Regions from separate parts of the Homo sapiens genome. Here all the other regions are linked to region 3. Evidence: chromatin loops called from intact Hi-C (ENCODE). Cell type or tissue: ovary. All regions are shown on one strand.

What was found. Hi-C counts contacts between places; a loop is a spot of excess contacts. Peaks named below come from ENCODE experiments on the same cell type or tissue, not always from the same donor. Only the 100,000 strongest peaks of a DNase experiment are listed, where the experiment ranks them.
Region 1: a loop joins it to region 3, with 4 times the contacts of the local background. A loop is called at or near these places in 16 of 110 quality-filtered maps.
Region 2: a loop joins it to region 3, with 5 times the contacts of the local background. A loop is called at or near these places in 72 of 110 quality-filtered maps.
Region 4: a loop joins it to region 3, with 16 times the contacts of the local background. A loop is called at or near these places in 11 of 110 quality-filtered maps.

What each region holds. Positions count from the first base shown.
Region 1 is chr1:94,492,992-94,497,991 of GRCh38, reverse strand. The region is part of intron 16 of ABCD3 (ATP binding cassette subfamily D member 3); the gene reads right to left. Among named protein-coding and RNA genes, the nearest start is that of F3, 46 kb to the left of the region's middle. In ovary, no CTCF peak of the experiment used is centred here; no DNase peak of the experiment used is centred here.
Region 2 is chr1:94,910,532-94,915,531 of GRCh38, reverse strand. The region is part of intron 1 of CNN3 (calponin 3); the gene reads left to right. Among named protein-coding and RNA genes, the nearest start is that of CNN3-DT, 13 kb to the left of the region's middle. RefSeq lists enhancers at 3,774-4,973, 4,172-5,000. In ovary, no CTCF peak of the experiment used is centred here; no DNase peak of the experiment used is centred here.
Region 3 is chr1:95,040,959-95,045,958 of GRCh38, reverse strand. All of the region lies in intron 2 of ALG14 (ALG14 UDP-N-acetylglucosaminyltransferase subunit), which reads left to right. Among named protein-coding and RNA genes, the nearest start is that of ALG14-AS1, 18 kb to the left of the region's middle. RefSeq lists enhancers at 1,574-2,182, 2,183-2,791. In ovary, CTCF peaks have their summits at 2,386 (motif pointing right) and 4,198; DNase peaks (open chromatin) are centred at 2,378, 2,641 and 4,208; H3K27ac peaks cover 2,126 bases.
Region 4 is chr1:94,971,935-94,976,934 of GRCh38, reverse strand. It overlaps ALG14 (ALG14 UDP-N-acetylglucosaminyltransferase subunit), which reads left to right. Exons shown (of 4, transcript NM_144988.4): 4 at 1-2,530. Among named protein-coding and RNA genes, the nearest start is that of CNN3, 47 kb to the right of the region's middle. In ovary, no CTCF peak of the experiment used is centred here; no DNase peak of the experiment used is centred here.

The sequences.
Region 1 (5,000 bases), 550 kb after region 3:
ATGCGTATACACAGTCTCTTTTAAAAAAATGAAAACGTACTCTATAGACTGTTCTACAACTTGCTTTTATTATTTAACAATATATCACAGATATTCTTCCAGGTCAGTATATTCAGATTCCCCCATTCCTTTCCTTTAATGCCTCAAGCATCTTCCATAGTAAGGATATACTATAACTTATTTAAACACTCCCCTTTGGTTAAATATTTAGGTCATCTGCATTTTGTTTTGCTCTTCTAGATAATATTGCAATGAGTGTACAAGTCAGCAACTTATGTAACAGTAAGCAATGTTTCTGTAGATTCCATTCTTAGAAATTATAAGTGTTTTATCAAAATATATGTGCACTATAAATATATACAAGTGTCACTAAATTATTCTGCAACAACATAAAGATAAATGAGAAAATGTAAAGAGTGGTTAAGTTCTAGGCTTATGATCTTGTAAGTATCTGATCAACTCTGTAAAGAATCAGAAAATCTTAGCTATAATTCTAGCTTACAACACTAAACACCAATGCAACACAATAGGAAAGAAAATATCAGAAAGATATGAGTTACCCTAGCTGGTAACCTGCCTTTAACAAATTTGTTAAGCTGGTGAGCCTTCTGTTCCTATTATTTAATTCAATGAATATTTATTGAATGCTCTCTGTCAGGCTCTGTTCTAGGCAAGTAGGCCATATTAATGAATTAAAGAGACAAAAAATGAAAACAAAAAACCAAAAACCTCTACCCTTACTGGTTTACATTCTAGTGGTAAGAGACATACAATAAAGAATATACATAACATATAAGTTAAATAGTATATTAGAAAATAAGTACTTTGGAGGAAAAAACAGACAAAGGGAACTTGGGAGCGGGTGAGGAAAGCCGCATTTTTAAGGTGGTCAGAGCAGACTTTATTGAATATGACAACTAAGTAAAACTTTGAAAGAAGGGGTGAATTAGGATTTAACTAAAAGAAGACTGTTCTAGCCCCCACCTTTACCACCCATAAAAAGCTGGTACAGCCTGGCCAACATGGTAAAACCCTGTCTCTACTAAAGATACAAAAATTAGCTGGATGCAGTGGCGGGCACCTGTAATCCCAGCTACTCAGGAGGCTGAGGCATGAGAATTGCTTGAACCCGAGAGGCAGAGGTTGCAGTGAGCCAAGATCGTGCCACTGCACTCCAACCTGGGCGACAGAGCAAGGCTCCGTCTCAAAAAAAAAAAAAAAATTTGCTGGTACAAAGGCACTGAAGCAGGAATGTAGCTATCCTATTCAAAAAAAAAAAAAAAAAAAAAAAAAAAAACAGAAACAAGGCTGATTTTACTGAAGAATGAACAGGAAAGAAGAATAGTAGGAAATGAGATCAGAGATGTATCAGGTAGGGGTAGGGTAGTGGCAGGCATTGAAAGAACTTCGACTTTTACTGTGACAAAATGGAGAGCCATCAGCATTGTTCACAATAGCCAAAAGGTGGAAGCAAGGAAGCGACCCAAGAGGATGAATGGATAAACAAAATGTGACACACACACACACACACACACACACAATGAAATGGCATTCAACCTTTAAAATGAATGAAACTCTGACACATGCTACAATACAGATGAACCTTGAAAACATTATGCTAAATGAAATAAGCCAGCCACAAAAGGACAAATGCTGTATGACTTCACTTATATGTGATTCCTAGAGCAGTCAAATTCATAGACAGACAGCATGAGAGGTTACCAGGGGCAAGGGAGAGGAAGGAAGGAGAGTTACTGTTTAATGAGTACAGAGTTTCTATTTGGGATGATGGAAAAGTTCTGGAAATGGATAGTGGTGGTGGCTGCATAACACTGTAAATGTACTTAATGCCACTAAATTATACACTTAGAAATGGTTAAAAAGCCAAATTTCATTTTTACATTTTAAAAACTTCTTAAAGAAAAAAGAATGAAGCAGCCTAACACATAGTTGATCTAAAAGAAAATAACAATTTACACACATAATTGTTAAAGAGTCGTTCAGATGAATAAACTTTTTTCTGATAAAGAATCATTTTGATAGACTTCTTTTTAAATAACACAATTTCCTTATCACATAAAATTGAATATACTGAATGTTCCTCATAAAGCAAGGTTATCATATAAAATAATCATACTCTACTGTAACAGCGATGCCCTTAGAAGGTCCTAAAGTTCAGTGAGCTGGTAATTAAATGGTTCCCTGCTACGTTTTATTTGAGTAATGTTGGCCGTATATAAATTCTCCCCTCCTAACTGCTCTTTGTGGTTTACAATGGCATCAATATTCCTGCCTCCAATAATACCCTTCCACATTATTTGTTGCAGTATGCCAGGAAACCCCAAAAACAGATTTGTAATGATGTATATAAATAATAACCAGACTTACTGAAATCCTGAGTTATCCTTTTATGCTCTAAATCAAGCCTGGCTAACCTACTCAGCATTCACTTTTCTTTACTTCACGGCATTTGGTAGTGTTGAACAAAACTTCCAATTATGACGTCAGCCATGATAAGCCAGTGATAATTTTTCTGTATTAAAAATTTATTAAGTACATATTTTTGTGGGGTTAAATTAAGACTAAAAGCCAAGAGTAACATTTACTGAAAATTAAGTTCTTAACAGCATTGTATTATTGGGGCTCTCAGAATGCTTTACCGGATCAACCAATGCTTTGAACTACCATATTCTTACCAATAAAAATATACCCCCCAAATAATACTCCTTGATAAATCCTACTTTCTATAAATTTATCATAACAAATAAAAAATTCTACACATAAATTTAAGTAAAAGAAAAATTATATAAAAGTATGGTGTTTATGAAGATTAATTAGTTTCTTTAAACACTATAAGTATACCTTACTGAAAAGGTAAAAATCTTAGTAACTTACAAAGTACTTGTTTTTGGAGACAGGATCTCACTCTGTAGCCCAGACTGGAGTATAGTGGTGCGATCTCCGCTCACTGCAACCTCTGCCTCACTGGCACAAGCGATCCTCCCACCTCAGCCGCCTGCGTAACCAGGACCAAAGGTGTGCACCACCACACCTAGCTAATTTTTTTGTATTTTTCACAGAGACGGGGTTTTGCCATGTTGCCCAGGCTGGCCTCAAACTCCTGAGCTCAAGCAATCCGCCCACCTTGGACAAAGTACTATTTTAATCCCCACATGGTAACCTGCAAGCTGTTACCTCTTAGGATCTCTCCAGTCTACATACTTCCCAGAATAATATCTAGACAGATAAATATGTCTGTACTGGGGAGTTTATAATGGAAAATGGTATAAAATCTCTTATTCCAAAGAAGTTTTTATTATTTGGTTACAAATGTAACCCAAAAGGCAAATGAATCATAAAGTAGGAAAGATTTATTTGAGGGGCCAAGTCTGTTTTATTATGCCTCTTTCCAAGAGAAAGAAATCTTTATTTTCAAGTAAGCCAGATGAGTAGAAAATAATTAGAGGCTGCAAAGAACTGAAGAACATTTGTTGATTATAGAAAGGCTATGTTAAGAAAAACAATAAAAAGACATAATGAATGTGAGAAACCCAGGTCTACTTTAGAATACTTTAAGTCAGAAAGAGATTAGAATTCATAACAGTGAACCAAAAAGAAGTCAGAGAAACAGTTCCCAGGGGAGGAGAAAACAAGAATCACAGGATAAACACCAGGAAGTAAGGAACATGGTTATGAAGTAAAACACTCCAACAAGTAAGGACATAAGTGGGGACTCAAGACTTTCCAAATGAAACCCAAAAAAGAGAAAGAATTAAAGACATTTTTTTCCCTTTGTCACTTTTCAACATAATGAGTATCATAATAAACTCATTAATTTAAACATTTTGATGTATTTTAATACAGGGTAGTTATTGTTCTTTTTTTAATTTTATTATTATTATACTTTAAGTTTTAGGGTACATGTGCACAATGTGCAGGTTAGTTACATATGTATACATGTGACATGCTGGTGTGCTGCACCCATTAACTTGTCATTTAGCATTAGGTATATCTCCTAATGCTATCCCTCCCCCAGGACCCCACCCCACAACAGTCCCCAGAGTGTGATGTTCCCCTTCCTGTGTCCATGTGTTCTCATTGTTCAATTCCCACCTATGAGTGAGAATATGCGGTGTTTGGTTTTTTGTCCTTGCGATAGTTTACTGAGAATGATGATTTCCAATTTCATCCATGTCCCTACAAAGGACATGAACTCATCATTTTTTTATGGCTGCATAGTATTCCATGGTGTATATGTGCCACATTTTCTTTATCCAGTCTATCATTGTTGGACATTTGGGTTGGTTCCAAGTCTTTGCTATTGTGAATAGTGCCGCAATAAACATACGTGTGCATGTGTCTTTATAGCAGCATGATTTATAGTCCTTTGGGTATATACCCAGTAATGGGATGGCTGGGTCAAATGGTATTTCTAGTTCTAGATCCCTGAGGAATCCCCACACTGACTTCCACAATGGTTGAACTAGTTTACAGTCCCACCAACAGTGTAAAAGTGTTCCTATTTCTCCACATCCTCTCCAGCACCTGTTGTTTCCTGACTTTTTAATGATTGCCATTCTAACTGGTGTGAGATGTTATCTCACTGTGGTTTTGATTTGCATTTCTCTGATGGCCAGTGATGGTGAGCATTGTTTCATGTGTTTTTTGGCTGCATAAATGTCTTCTTTTGAGAAGTGTCTGTTCATGTCCTTCGCCCACTTTTTGATGGGGTTGTTTTTTTCTTGTAAATTTGTTTGAGTTCATTGTAGATTCTGGATATTAGCCCTTTGTCAGATGAGTAGGTTGCGAAAATTTTCTCCCATTTTGTAGGCTGCCTGTTCACTCTGATGGTAGTTTCTTTTGCTGTGCAGAAGCTCTTTAGTTTAATTAGATCCCATTTGTCAATTTTGGCTTTTGTTGCCATTGCTTTTGGTGTTTTAGACATGAAGTCCTTGCCCATGCCTATGTCCTGAATGGTAATGCCTAGGTTTTCTTCTAGG
Region 2 (5,000 bases), 130 kb after region 3:
TCCATGCTCTCAGATTGCATTACAATTATGTAAAATATGGAGTTCACCTTTACTGTCGATGTGGAGGGTCCCCTGTGACTTCATCATAAGATCCTTGCAGACTTCGGGACTGGAAAGGGGAAACCATGTTCAGGCTGACTTTCTTTTAGAGGAACTCTGAATCTTGTAGTTGATTATGTCCCTCTTTGTCTTGGTGTTTAAGAAGCTTGGACTTCAGTTTGCATCCAGCCTATCTTTGGGTGGCATTTGTGTAGGATTTGGTGGCATGCAGGTGTTTGAGCCTTGCCTCTGACTTCATCTTTTTTTCACACATCCTCATTAAAAGCAAAATGAACCTAATGGCTTTTTACTTAGGGTCTCAGAAAGTACAAAATACCTTTGTATGGTATTTCATAAGGCACAGTATGAATATTTTTAAAAGGAGGAAATGGGACCAGCCTAGGCAACACAGGGAGACCCCATCTCTACAAAACATTTTTAAAAAGGTAGCTGTAGTGGCACATGCCTATAGTCCTAGCTACTCAGGAGGCTGAGGTGGGAGGATCGCTTGAGCCTGGGAGGTTGAGGCTTCAGTGAGCTATGATCATGCCACTGCACTCCAGCCTGGGTGACAGAGCAAGACTGTCTTGAAAAAAAAAAGAGAGAAAATGGGAAATTCTATCCTACTTTGTAATGGAAATGTCATATTTTCTCATTTTCATTGGGGAAAAAATGGTGCTCTTTTGCACAGTTAACATATCTGTAAGATTCCATCAGCATCTATCCCATGTTTAAAATTCGATTTCCTCTCTGTTCATAGCTGGTTGTGTAAAGCCACCTTTCTCAAATGGACAGACTCCATTGTAGTAAGCAAAAAAGCATTTGCAATCTGAGATCTAGACCTGGATCTAGACTCCAAGAGGAGTTCCAGATTTACTAAGGCTGACCCAAAGGGCTGAGATCCCATTTCTCCTTGGCCCACTTTCATGCCTTGTCCCAATAATAACCTTCAGTAAAGGAGCCGCGTGGTGTTTCGACTCAGTTTTGGGGTTGGCAGATGGGAGCATGGGGATGCGGGTGGTCAGTGATCTGTGAGATGAGGGTTCCCCAGGCTGGTTGAGACAAGTTCCTTCAGAACAATACAGCGAACTTTTGGGACAATGACGTTGAGGTGGATTTCATGCCTTCCTTGAGTCACAGTAGACTGAGGCTTGTCCTATGGAGCGGGCTTGCTGAAGAGTTGATGAGGAGTGAGTGTACATTCTGAAACTACAGAAAAGTTGCAAACAGGTCATGTGCCTTGTCGTTATGGAAAGATAAATGACAGTTCTTCAGTGTTACCCATGCTCCTGACTCAAGGGTTATTTTGGAGGCACCTAGAGGTCCTGCTGAAGAGACAGTGCTTGACAATCTGGAGAGTGGCAAAGAGCTGATACCTACAAATGCGGGAATGAGTTTGTTAGACTCTTAAATATTCTAGTGGTGAGACAAAGAAAACAAAAACTTGAGGAACATCTCTATTTTCACCTCTTTTTACCTGTGGGGCTTCAGCTAAGATCTCCTTTCAGCAAAATCTCTACAGATCTCTAAAATTCAAGACCCGGCTGGCCTTCTTCCCAGTGAGAGAATGTTCTCCAACAAGCTTTCTTGGAGGTCATCTCTTCCTGCCTGTGCTTCATTGGCACTCAAAACATGATATTTTTCCATGCCTGTTTGCTTCTAGTCCATCTCTCAGGAATTTCTCCATATATTTCCCTGGCCTGTCCTCTGTGTGTCACTCAGAATAAATCAACTCTCTCTTCTATATGACTTCCATCTAAATATTTAGATGGGAGCTAACCTGCCTCTCCTAAACTTCCAGGTCATATGTAGCCACTCCTGGCTAGCCAGTTTCTCATAATAGGCTATATATGGTTTTTCTAATCCCTTCCCCACCTAGTTTACTCCTTCTAGAAACTGATGTCAGCTTATCAGTGTCCCTTCAGAATGCATCACTCAGAATTGATCATAGTATTGCCACAGATGTGGTTTAACCTACCAGAGTACACTGGGATTGGTAACTGACTTCCTTTGATTACAAAGCTTTAGCTCCTCCTGTTTTAACCAACAGAATCACTTGGCCAGGTAGACAAGGTAACTCTGTGTAGAAGAAGGATTCTAATCCTTGCTTTGTCAAATTGACTTCTCCAGTCTATAAAGTATGGTGATGATCACTCTGGGAGGTTTTATGGCTCACATGAACTCCATGCGCACCCGTTTCTTATAAATAATGCTTTCCTTGGTTACCTCATGGGGCTGTTTTGATTTAAACAAATAAGCAATACTATTTTATGAAGAATTGTATAACTATGCAGACCAAGATAGTGTTGGCTTTTTAACTTACTCAACTCACTGAGTAAGTGTTACTAGTTCTAAAACTTTGGGGCAGGATTTGACATATATTTTGAATAAACTGTGTATTAACGTAAGAAAGATCCTTCTGATTCCCAGTTTCCTTAATAAGTATGCCAAGTAGTTTCCAAGTCATTAATGACCAAAACAGAAGAGAACACATCTAAATCCAAACATTGAGGTACACATCACCACGAGTTTCCTCTGCCATGACATAATCAGCACAGTGGGCATGGTGTTCCTTCTGACTGTACCCTCCTTCTAGGGTTACTAAACTGGACTTCAGGAGTGCGCTAGACATAAGGAACTTTTATGAGAAAGTAATGCAATTATATCCCTAGTGGGCCATCTAAGATTACCAGATTGGCAGATCAAGGAGATGTGACGCCCATAAAAGGCAGTGACATTCAAATGCAGATGCCTTTCCGAAACAAGATAGATCTTTAAATCTGAGGCATTTCCCTAGGCTGGTAATCCTGTCAGTGGGTGAAAAATCATGGATTGAGTGCCCACTATGTATCAGGCATGGGCATGAGGATTACTAAGATGAACAGGAGCCTGACCTCCCCTCAAGGAGGGGACATGGGCAGGTGTTCTTGGACATGCCTTGTGTGTCCATGCAGCCTTGGTGATGGCTGCCCTTCTCCCTGAGTGCTTGCTTGCACACTCTCTCCCCAAGAGTCCACTCTAGGAGGGCGCCTGCCGGGCTCTTCAGCCAGTAATAGATCCTTGCCCTCTGGGTGGGGATGGAGTGGGAGCAGGCTTCTCTCTAGGTTCTAGTTACTACCGTTTGCCAAGGCTTCTCTCACAGTGAGCTGCTTGATACCCACTTTTTTGTTACTTGTTATTTCTGAGTCTAGATTCTTCTGGGAATCCAGTGTCTATACTTGTTCGCTCCTTGTTTAGATTTGAACTTTCAAAAATCCACTATAAACTATATGTGTTCTAAGCTTTGCAGTCTAAAGGTCATTTTCTAGACAGAGAAGACAAAATTGACATTCTGTTAGCTCTGCATCTTTCTACCGTTTGTTATACTCTTTGCTTTAGGCACTGGACCAGCTCCTCTTTAATCATATATATAAAATTTTTTTTTTTGAGATGGAATTTCACTCTTGTTGCCCAAGCTGGAGTGCAATGGCATGATCTTGGCTCACTGCAACCTCCGCCTCCCAGGCTCAAGCGATTCTCCTGCCTCAGTAGCTGGGATTACAGGCGCTACAGATGTGTGCCACCACGCCCAGCTAATTTTTTTGTAGTAGAAACAGGGTTTCACCATGTTAGCGAAGTTGAGCTCAAACTCCTGACCTCAGGTGATCCATCTGCCTCGGCCTCCCAAAGTGCTGGGATTACTACAGGCATGAGCCACTGTGCCTGGCTTATTTATATTTTTTTTGAGACAGGGTCTCCCTCTGTTACTCAGGCTGGAGTGTAGTAGCACAGTCTCTGCTCACTGCAGCCTTGACCTCCCAGGCTCAAGTGATCCTCCCACCTCAGCCTCCCAAGTTGCTGGAACCACAGGTGTGTGCCATCATGCCCAGCTAATTTTTGTGGGTTTTGTAGAGACAGGGTCTCACTATGTTGCCCAGGCTAGTCTCAAAGGACTCAAGTGATCCTCCAGTGTTGGCCTCCCAAATTGCTGGTGTGAGCCACTGCACCCGTCCTAGTAATTTTTGAAGCTTTAATTTCTTGTCAGTCTCACAATATTTGTATATTGAGTCATAATGTTTTTGTATTTACCTGATTATAGACATTTGGAGGGGAAAAATTTGTGCTGGTTGGTGCCATATGCTGATACCTTGATCTGAAGACACAGTTGTACCTCTGAGAGGAGGACCTGGCTTTAAAATGCTCCTGGACTTTACTTCTGTTTACCTGAGGCGAGCATGATTTTCCACAGCTTTTAAATGTCTAGTTCCTCCGCATCAAATCTTTAGCACGTTCGTGCCATGGAATGAGTCTTAGATTCTGTGGTGACCTCAAGAAAAGCATGCATTCTATCTTGACATCACTGTCCCAAATGTAAAATGTTTTTCTCTAGAATTCCCACTCCCACCCCCCATAAGATACATGCCTGATTTTGTAAAATAGTTCCTTTGTCCTTTTTGTCAGCAACAATCTGAAAAAGAATAAGAATTCGGGATGCAAACACATTCTAAGCAGAGAGAAGAGCTTTAGCAAAGACAGAGAGGCAGGAACCAGCCTCAGGAAGAGTGGTAAAGGGAGTGGACAGTGGTGAAGGCTGGCATCCCAGGTGAGCCTGTCTGCAGTGGGGTTTTCTTTGCTATTGCAAACAATGGATTGAACAAGTTGCAGTGGGGTTTGGTTAATAGAATGCTCTGTACCTGGAGCTGATAAAATTGGAGGGCGTGCATGCTGTTGTGTGTCAGGTATTGCGGTGGGTTCCATTCCTATTGAACAGGCTTCATCCTCACAGTGGCCCTGGAAGGAAGGAGTCTACCCACAAGAAATGGGGTGACCTGGGTTCAGTTACTTGCCAAGGTCACACTGGAACTTGGGAACACAGGGTTTTGAAGTTTGACTTGAAAGCGTGTGATCTTCAGTAAATGTTTATAGGATTCATTGCGGAGAGACAGGGTAGATGAAAATGTTGAAACCTGTTCATTGTCCTT
Region 3 (5,000 bases):
TATACTAATTATTAGTATACTATTCTATTAGTATACTAATTATTAGTATACCATTCTATTAGTATATTAATTCTATTACTATGCCATTCTATTAGTATACTAATTCTATTAGTATGCCATTCTATTAGTATATTAATTCTATTAGTATGCCATTCTATTAGTATACTAATTCTATTAGTATGCCATTCTATTAGTATATAGTATGCTAATTCTATTAGTATATAGTATGCTAATTCTATTAGTATATAGTATGCTAATTCTATTAGTATATAGTATGCTAATTCTATTAGTATACCATTCTGTTAGTATACTATTATACTAATTCTATTAATATACTAATACAGTATGCTAATACTATACAATTAGTATACTAATACAATGTATACATTGCAGTACATTTGCAATGTATATGCAAACTCTACACATACTACTGATTTGGACTCTAGTCTTCTTTAAATCACATTGATATCCCTGGCTGTCCACATTTAGCTTCCTAAAACACTGCTTTGCACAAATAACCTATTATTCCAACATTGTCAATGGTTTCCTTAAAATGAAAAAGTATACTTGGAGCCAAAAGCCAATGTCCATTACATTCTTTCTCTCTAAAATCAGAACCAAAAGAAGAGTATCTGCCATTAGTCATACTGTGTTTTGTTTTGGCCCTCCACCTAAGTCGAAATAAGAGGTATAAACATTGAAAAAGAAGAAATAAAGTAATATATGCTATAAATAATTATATCTAGAAACAAAATCAACAAAAGACTATCAAGTAATACAAGTTCAGAAAAGTATCAGATTCAAGCCAAATATGCAAAACTCAATCACTTCCTTATATGCTAGCTTTAACTGTTAGAAAAATAATGAAGAAAGAGACCTAAAATATTAAACACTGGGAAAGGAGCTTGAATAAAAGGAAATGATCAATATGGGCCCAATAGTGAAATCTTATTGAGACATTAAATATGGTAAAAATAAATACAGAAGCATGTTCCTGATGTTTAAAAACTTAACAAAGATTTTCAGTTTTCCCAAATTTATAATGCAGTAGGTGTCAGAATCCTAATGCTTTTTTTAAAAAAAAAATACTTTGTTTATTCAGCAATAAATATTTGCTTTCCATTTGCCAGGCAATATTATAGATAGTTGGGATACACAAGTGAACAAAAAACACAAAAAAATGTCTGCCATCATGGAGCTCACTCCACTTGACCTGGATGAGAAGACAGTAATACCAGACATAGTGAAGAAGAAAATAGTAAAGTCTGTTAGAAGGTGATCAGTGCTGTGGGGGCAGATTGCACAGGGATGGGGAACTGGGAATTTTGATGGGGTGGAAAAGTTGTGATTGCTCTTAGGACCTTGAAGGCGATGGGGACTCCTGAGAGAAGAGTGTTTCAAGCAGAGGGAAAAGTCTCTGGAAAAGCCATAGAGAGGAATATTCCTGGATGTTGGTGCAATAGCAGGTAATCCTGGTCCCTGGAGGAGAGTGAGTGGAAGGAGAGACACTGAAGAGGAGATGGGAGGAGTGGGCAAAGACCAGATAATTTAGGACCTTGTAAGCCCTTTTAAAAACTTCCTCTCTTAATCTGAGGAAAATAGAGACCTGTTGGAAAGTTTTGCTTGGAGGAGTGACACAATCATACTGTTTTACACAGGTCACTCGTGTGGCTGTGTTACAAATACACCAAAAGCAAAACCAAGGAAATCAGTTAGGAGGTTGTTGCAGAAATCCCAGCAAGAGATAATGTGGCTTGCATCAGGAGGGCCAGGAGTAAGGGAAAATAGTTGGATTCTGGATGTTTTTGAAAGTGGAGTTAACAGAATTTCATGGCAGAAAACAGAGGAATCAAACATGACTACAAAGCTGTTCTGAGCAATTGTAAGAATGGGATTGCCATCACCAACCCTGGGATGTCTGAAAGGGGAGCATCCCGATCTCCAAGGGTCTTTAAAGTGTTGCCTAGAGGAACCTGGAAACTCCCTGGGATTTAGAGGGACTTCCCAGAACCACTTTGCACAGATTCAAAACCGTTTCCTAAACTCTACACACTTGTGCACTCTCTCTCCCTCCTTCCCTGTCTCCCTTCCTCCCTCATTCCCTTCTCCCTCTCCCCTCCTTCTCTCTCTTCTTCCTCTCCTCTCTCTTCAACCCTCTCTTTCTCTCTCCTCTCTCCCCCTCCTCGCTCCTTCTCCTTTCCTTCTACTTCTTTTCCTTCTCCTCTCTACCTTCCTCTTTCCTCTCCTTCCCCTAAAAGGTCCTTGAAGCTTCAGAAATGGACCAGGCGGGCCCCTCCAAGTGTTGAAGGACTTATATTTTCTTTCCTCTGCAATGTCACTCCCTCATCCTGCCACCAGGTGGCAGTGCACTGCTGATCATTTAGCCGCTGACCTGCACTAGTTCTCAGTAGAGGCGGTAGAGAGCTGAACATAGAGCCTGCAGTCGGCCTTTTAATGCCTCATTCTTTAATGTGAAGTAGGGCTTCTCATCCTCGTCACTATTGACATTTTGGGACAGACAAATCTTCATTGTAGGGGAATGTCCTGTGTGTTACAGGATGTTAGCAGCATCCCTGGCCTTTATCCACCAGATGCCAAGAGTGCTCCCCCAACCCCCACCACCAGTTATGGCAACCCAAAATGTCTCCAGACCTTATAACGTGTGTATGGGGGGCCTCCCCTCCCATCGCCCTTGAGAATCAGTAGTTGAATCAACATCTACAGAATATCAGACATTTGAGGAAAGCCTCTAAAGAGAAAACTAACGAAAGGAACTAGAGAAAAGGGCATTTCAGTGGCAGTGGGGAGTTTAAACGAAAACAATTATGTTCGAAGAAATGAGAGGGCATTATTTCATTAAAACAAGAATGAGACCTATTTTTTAAAAAACTAAGAACAAAAAAAACCCCTTGGCTATTAAAATTTTGATTTCAGCAATAAAAATTCAATGAAAGATTGGAAGATCACATTGAAGAACTCAAGAAAAAGATTAAAAGCATAAGGAAAACGTAAAAAACAGTAGAGAAAGGCAAGAAAATTAGACAACCAAACTGGATGTTGCAAGTCCATTATTCAGAAGGAACAAGGAAATGGGAAAAGTTCAAAATGAAACAAAATTATGACCCAGGGAAATTTCCAAAACAGAAGGACCCGACTTTTAAAATAAAAGGACTATCCTGAGTCCAGTGAAAGTGTAGTCACAAGACACGTCATGTACAGTTTCAGAACTAACGATGAAGAGAAGATACTAAAAACTTCCAGAAAGAACAAGAAAAGGAATCACATTTGAGGTTTCAGAAGTACAGTGGAGCAGTGTCTCAAATGGATTCCTCATGTACCCTCCCACAGAGGGTGTGCCCCACCAAAACAAGGGGCACCCAAAAGGGAGACTCAGTTCCAGGGATCTGGGCCTCAGTCCAGGAGAGAAGGGAAGGGAATTCTCAGGACAGCAGTGAAGGGAGTTCCAGTGTGAAGACTTCATAGGTGGTCCTAGAGAACAAACAGTTGGGAACAGAGCAAAGTGACAGAGAACTCCAGAAGACATGGTGCCAAGAAAGTAACAGGAATGATAAATAACGCGAAGAGTCTGACGAAACTGAGAAGACCAGAAGAACTTTCAAACTGTGTGTATGTGTGTGTGTGTGTGTGTGTGTATGTTTAAATCAAAGATAAGCAAAGGACAATGAGTGCTTTGAATGCAGAGGAGGGAGAGATCTCTGTGAGATAGAGTGTTGGGGTGGGGGCTTCTTCAAAAGAGTAGGGAGATATTGGTTGATTTTTGGTTTTGTCTTTGAATATTTTTCTGTATTTTCTAAAGTTACAATTAGAAAACAGCTATTTTTTAGAAACAAAACTAAGAAGAGATACAAGCCCCAGTGGGAGTAAAAACCTACTAATATGAAATATTTATTTTTTTATAAATATCTAAATAAATATTTTCTACAGAAATAATCCAAACACATACCACAAGCACCAATATTTTGAGGCTCATATCCTTTTATTTTGGAAGTACAAAAGTTTTGCTGCTAGTGTAATAAATAGGGATTCTTTTGGTTTGCATTCTTTTTTTGGTTTTGCATTTTCTGTTTATATAAGAATCAGTGGCAGTTTGGTGGTTGCAGGATTTATCAACCAGCTCTTCTAAAATTAACATGACATTCTTCCACTGAACACCACCTACTGTTTTCCACAAGGTGGGGTGCTAACTTCGCACAGTGGACTGAGACTGTGTACAGCTTGCTGAGATGTCTACATTGAGTGTATTTGTTGTTACTTTCCACAGTTCCTAAGCAGTTCTTTTTTCCCTTTCTTTTTTTTTCTTTCTTTCTTTTTTTTTTTTTTTAAAGAGACGGGGTCTCACTGTCTGCCCAGGCTGGGGTGCAGTGGTGCAATCATAGCTCACTGCATCTTTGAATTCCTGGGCTCAAGCAGTCCTGCCTCAGCCTCCCAAGTAACTGGAACTACAGGTAAGGCCCATCACACCCAGCTAATTTTTTAATTTTTGTTTTTGTAAAGATGGGGTCTTGCTGTGTTGCCTACGCTAGTCTCCTTCTGCCTTGGCCTCCCAATCAGTTCTGAAAGAAATGTTTGTAACTGTATAGTTTAAACTGTGGGGTTTTATTTAAGTTTGTCAACTGTAATGTATATTACAACTGGTGGCTTAACATAGTTATGGTTTTGAGTGTGTATAATGTATATGTGCACTTTTCCTCATTCATATGGACCTTAACTTACTGAATTATAGGTAAAGGTAAAAAAAAATCTCTAATTTGAAAGGAGGCCGGTCTAAATGAGCAAAATATTTGAATAAGAAAATATTTGTAATTTACTGCAAATAGAGATTCTGATGTGGCCATTTCAGTGAATAGATTCTTATTTTTGAAATAGTATATCAGGTAGATATATACATGCTTTTAAAGTATTTTAAACAGCTTAATCTCTTAAATTCCTCCCCAAATCTCAATTATTCCTTCCTCTATCTCTAGACCTAAAGCCAGTCA
Region 4 (5,000 bases), 69 kb after region 3:
TGGCCTGCTTCCTATCTTTTAAGGACTCACATGACTGAGTCAGTGTAATCTCCCTTTTGATTAATTCAAGGTCAACTGATTAGGATCATAATTACGTCCCTTTTGCCATGTTAATGTAACATAATCAGAGGAATGACATGTCATGATATTCACAGATCCCACCCATACTAACGGATAGTAGATTATCCAGGGCATGTAAATCAGGGGGTGGAATATTAGGGGACATCTTTTTTTTTTTTCTTTAAGACGGAGTCTCACTCTGTCACCCAGGCTGGAGTGCTGTGGTGCAATCTCAACTCACTGCAACCTCTACCTCCCTGGTTCAAGCGATTCTCGTGCCTCAGCCGCCTGACTAGCTGGGATTTCAGGAGTGCACCACCAGCCCGGCTAACTTTTGTATTTTTAGCAGAGATGGGGTTTCACCATGTTGGCCGGGCTGGTCTCGAACTCCTGGGCTCAAGTGATCCGCCCACCTCGGCTTCCCAAAGTGCTGGAATTACAGGCGTCAGCCACCATGCCCGTTCTGGGGGCCATCTGAGACTTCTGCCAACCACAATCAGCTAGATGTTTTTTGTTTTGTTTTGAAAAAATAATAATAATAACCTTTCACTTGGGCCACCAAACTCCTACCTTAGTATCCAAGTTCTCTAATTTTTTTTTAATATGGGAAATCCACATCTCCCAAACTCTATCCCTTTTCTGGCAAGTTACTTGACCTTTCTGTAAAATAAGCATAATGTACCTGCGTTAGAGTTGTAGGGAGCACTAAACATTCAGATGATGTATGTACAGTGTTTAGCACAGAGCCTGCTAAATAGTAAGCCCTCAAGCCCTCAGTCACATTTGTCTCCATCAGTGGTAGCTCCCCTGGTGTGTTAAGGAGGCTCTTCTTTCTTTTTTTTTTTTTTTTTTTTTTTTGAGACAGAGTCTCGCTCTGTTGCCCAGGCTGAAGTGCAGTGGCGCGATCTCGGCTCACTGCAAGCTCCGCCTCCTGGGTTCACGCCATTGTCCTGCCTCAGCCTCCCGAGTAGCTGGGATTACAGGCGCCTGTCACCACGCCCGGCTAATTTTTTTTTTGTTTGTTTTTTTTGTATTTTTAGTAGAGACAGGGTTTCACTGTGTTAGCCAGGATGGTCTCCATCTCCTCACCTCGTGATCTGCCCGCCTCGGCCTCCCAAAGTGCTGGGATTACAGGCGTGAGCCACTGCGCCCGGCCAGGAGGCTCTTTTTAAACTAAGGGCAGCAACCCCCTAGGGTGGCTATAGTCCAAGAAAACCCAGAAAATACATGCTGCCAAGGATTTGGAGAAATTGGAGCCCTCCTACATTGCTGGTAGGAATGTAGAATGGTGCAGCAGCTGTGGAAAACAGTTCAGCAGTTTCACAAAAATCAAACATAGGGTTATCATATGACCCAGAAATTCTACCCATAGGTGTATACCCTGGAGAATTAAAAACATGTATTTACACAAAAACTTATATGTTCGCAGCAGCGTTATTCATAATAACCCGAAAGTAGAAACAACCCAAATGCTCTACTAATGAACAGATAAACAAAATGTGGTATATCCATATAGTGGAATATTACTCGATCACACAAAGGAATGAAGTACTAATACATGCTACAGTGTGGATGAACCTTGTAAACAGTAGGCTAAGTTACAGAAGCCAGCCACAAAAGACAACAAATGCATGATTCTATTCATATGAAATGTCCAGAGTAGGCAAGTCCATAGACAGAAAGTAGCTTAGTGGTTTCCAGGGGCAGTGAGAAGGGGAAATGGAGGGCAACTCCTAATGGGTATGAGGCTTCTTTTGGAGGTGATGAAAATGTTCTGGAATTCGACAGTGGTGATGGTTGTACATCTCTGTGAATATACTAAAAGCCACTGAATTGTATACTGGGTGAATTTTATGGTATCTGTAGACATTCCAATTGACAGTCACATCTTAGTATAGACTTTGAGTCATCTCACTGGAGGCACTAGACATGCAAGAGGAGAAGTCTCCAGATTATTCCAGCCCTGCCATTTGAGTCACTCCAGGCTTTCTGGTCTTCCCAGCTGAGGCTCAGACACCTTGGAAGAGAGAAAAGCTCTCCCTTCTGTGCCCTGTGATTTGCTGATCCACAGAGTTCATAGGCATGATTAAATGGTAGTAGTTTTCCACCACGAAGTTTTGGAATAATTTGTCACAAAGCAATAGGTAATTAGAAAAATAACCTTTCAGAAGGAGACAGTTTCTCCAAAGCTTGGGTACTTTCGCTTAATATTAAAAGAGGAAGAAATTTTTTGCCTGCCAGGCAAAAGGCAGAAGATGTATTTCTACACCATGGATAGGAAAATGATTTTTTTTCCTCCTTTCTCCTTGGCCTGCATGCAGCAGTGAAAAAGAAACCAATGGATTCTTTTAAATCTTTAACCATATGCAGATGAATAAGCACATGGTTGGACTTGATTCCTAATCTCTTTTCCTTTCCTGTATAACTGAGATTTTTTTCCACTCTAATAAACTTGAGCATTTAAACAGAAGTCATGTGTTACATATATGACGATTAGCAGCAAGAATGTAGAAAAGGAGATAGTGGCTGAGCATGAAGCTTTAATTAATACCCAAGCCATTCAACTGAAAATGAGAACAATGTTTCTGGCAAGGAGATGTAAAAAAAAAAATTCTGTCCAATTTGAAATCATTTTTTTCCTCTCTCAATCTTTTTAGGATAATGATTTAAAATTCAATGACTGTAAAGAGAACTTTTTTTTTTTTTTTTTTTGAGATGGAGTCTTGCTCTGTCACCCAGGCCGGAGTGCAGTGGCACGATCTCAGCTCACTGCAACCTCTTCCTCCTCCTGGGTTCAAGTGAATCTCCTGCCTCAGCCTCCTGAGTAGCTGGGATTACAGGTACCCGCCACTGCGCCCGGCTAATTTTTGTATTTTTAGTAGAGACGGGATTTCACCATCTTGGCCACGCTGGTCTCGAACTCCTGACTTCATGATCCACCCACCTCGGCCTCCCAAAGTGCTGGGATGACAGGCGTGAGCCACCGCACCCAGCCCAAGAGAACTTTTTTAAGTTTTCAGTTGAGCTCCAGTGACTGAAGTGCAGTAATCTTTGTATGACATCAAGAAGGCCCACCATCCCCATGTCTGGGTCCCCACTGGACTGCCAACCCCCAGAACGTACACACTCAGAGTAGGAAGGGAATACAGCCCAAGGAAAGCCAAGCAGCCGCAGGAGGAATGGACTCTGGGGACAGTCTCTTCCCGCCTCTCAGAAAAAGGGAAAAGAAGTTTCATTCTTCAAAGAAAAGGGAGAAAAACAAGACTTTTATGGAAATACCATATACAGAGTTGGCAGAAATTCAGCAAGGAATAAAAAGTATCCAAAATGTTCCCTTATTCAGTTCCAGTCTGGCAGACAAATTAAAAGAGGTTCAATTTTCAAACCGATTTGCCCTGAATTATCTGGACCTAAAACCATGCAAGGCATCTAAAAAGACTCGTGGTTTGGTCCATTGACAGCCCAGTTGAACAAGCGGAGTCTAAAGCAGCCAGATGGAAAAAGCTTAAAATGTTTTCATCAAAATCTTATAAAAAACAAAGTATTTGTGGATGAAATGATAAGAGGCCTGAGATTTGATTGAAAATCCATTGCCAGAGTGGGGCAGGAAGGAGAGTTTATAGATAAAACAGGATTAGCCATGCGTGTGGAAGCTAACTGGGCAGTGGGTACATGGAGATTCACAAATAAGCCCATTATATTCCCTCTATTTCATATACGTTTCAGCATTTCCATAATTAAAAGCTCTAGAAATATATATCATGTAAGAAATTTTCAGATGCTAAAAAGCCAAAGAATGTATTGATTATAGATAAATGAAACAAACTAGGTTTTTAAATGAGAACAAGAAAGGACACTTAAAAATTACTTTTATTTCATGCTTAACTCATGAAAAAAAAAAAAGTGGGCCGGGCACGGTGGCTCATGCCTGTAATCCCAGCACTTTGGGAGGCCGAGGTGGGTGGATCACGAGGTCAAGAGATCAAGACCATCCTGGCCAACAAGGTGAAACCCCGTCTCTACTAAAAATACAAAAATTAGATGGGTGTGGTGGCACGCGCCTGTAGTCTGAGCTACTCGGGAGGCTGAGACAGGAGAATCGCTTGAACCTGGGAGGCAGAGGTTGAAGTGAGCCGAGATTGTGCCACTGCACTCCAGACTGGCGACAGAGTATCAAATATTTTGAGACTCCATCTCAAACAAAAGAAGAGAAAAGGATCAGTCTGCAAATCTGAACCTGAAGAGGTTTCTCTGACTTGAAATAGTCTATGTTGGGCCTTTCAATACACTGTTATCGAGTTTGAAATGTCACCATAATCTTTATCCACCTAAGGACTGTGCTCCTCATTGTTTGGTAAATATTTGAGGTGTTCCAACATCAATTTGACAAGACCTTTACAGGAGACTTAAGGGCACTGACTCCTATTGAAGGATCCCTTTCTCCAAGGGCACACTCCCCGCTCGATGTCAGAAGTGCTGTGTGTGCACTGACTCATTTAATTCTCAGACCCAAGCAACTGAGGCCCACACTTTAAAGACACATATTTGCCACTTTCCTCCCTATGGGGTTGGAAGGGCCACACTTTTCTAGACCAAACTCTGGCTGCCCAGGCCCCAAAATTCCCTGCCTCAGTGGCCCGAGCCTGCTTCTAGGATTTGCCTGGGCCCCTTGCCCCATGGAATGCAAGTGAACTGTGCCCCTGGGCTGAGAGATGGCATGGGTGGTTTTCAGTGGGGAATGGTGTGGCAGGAGTTAGGACCTGCAAGCTGAGGTGTGGAGGGCAGGATGGAGCCAGATGGAAAGAGAAGGGAGGGGGGCTGTGGCAGAGGTTTTTGTGTACACTCTTGCCAGGGGTCCTGGAAATGTTAGGGGTGGACCTAATGAGTTAAGTATTATCATTACCACCTTTTCTGGAGAAAATAAAACTGAGAAAGCTTGA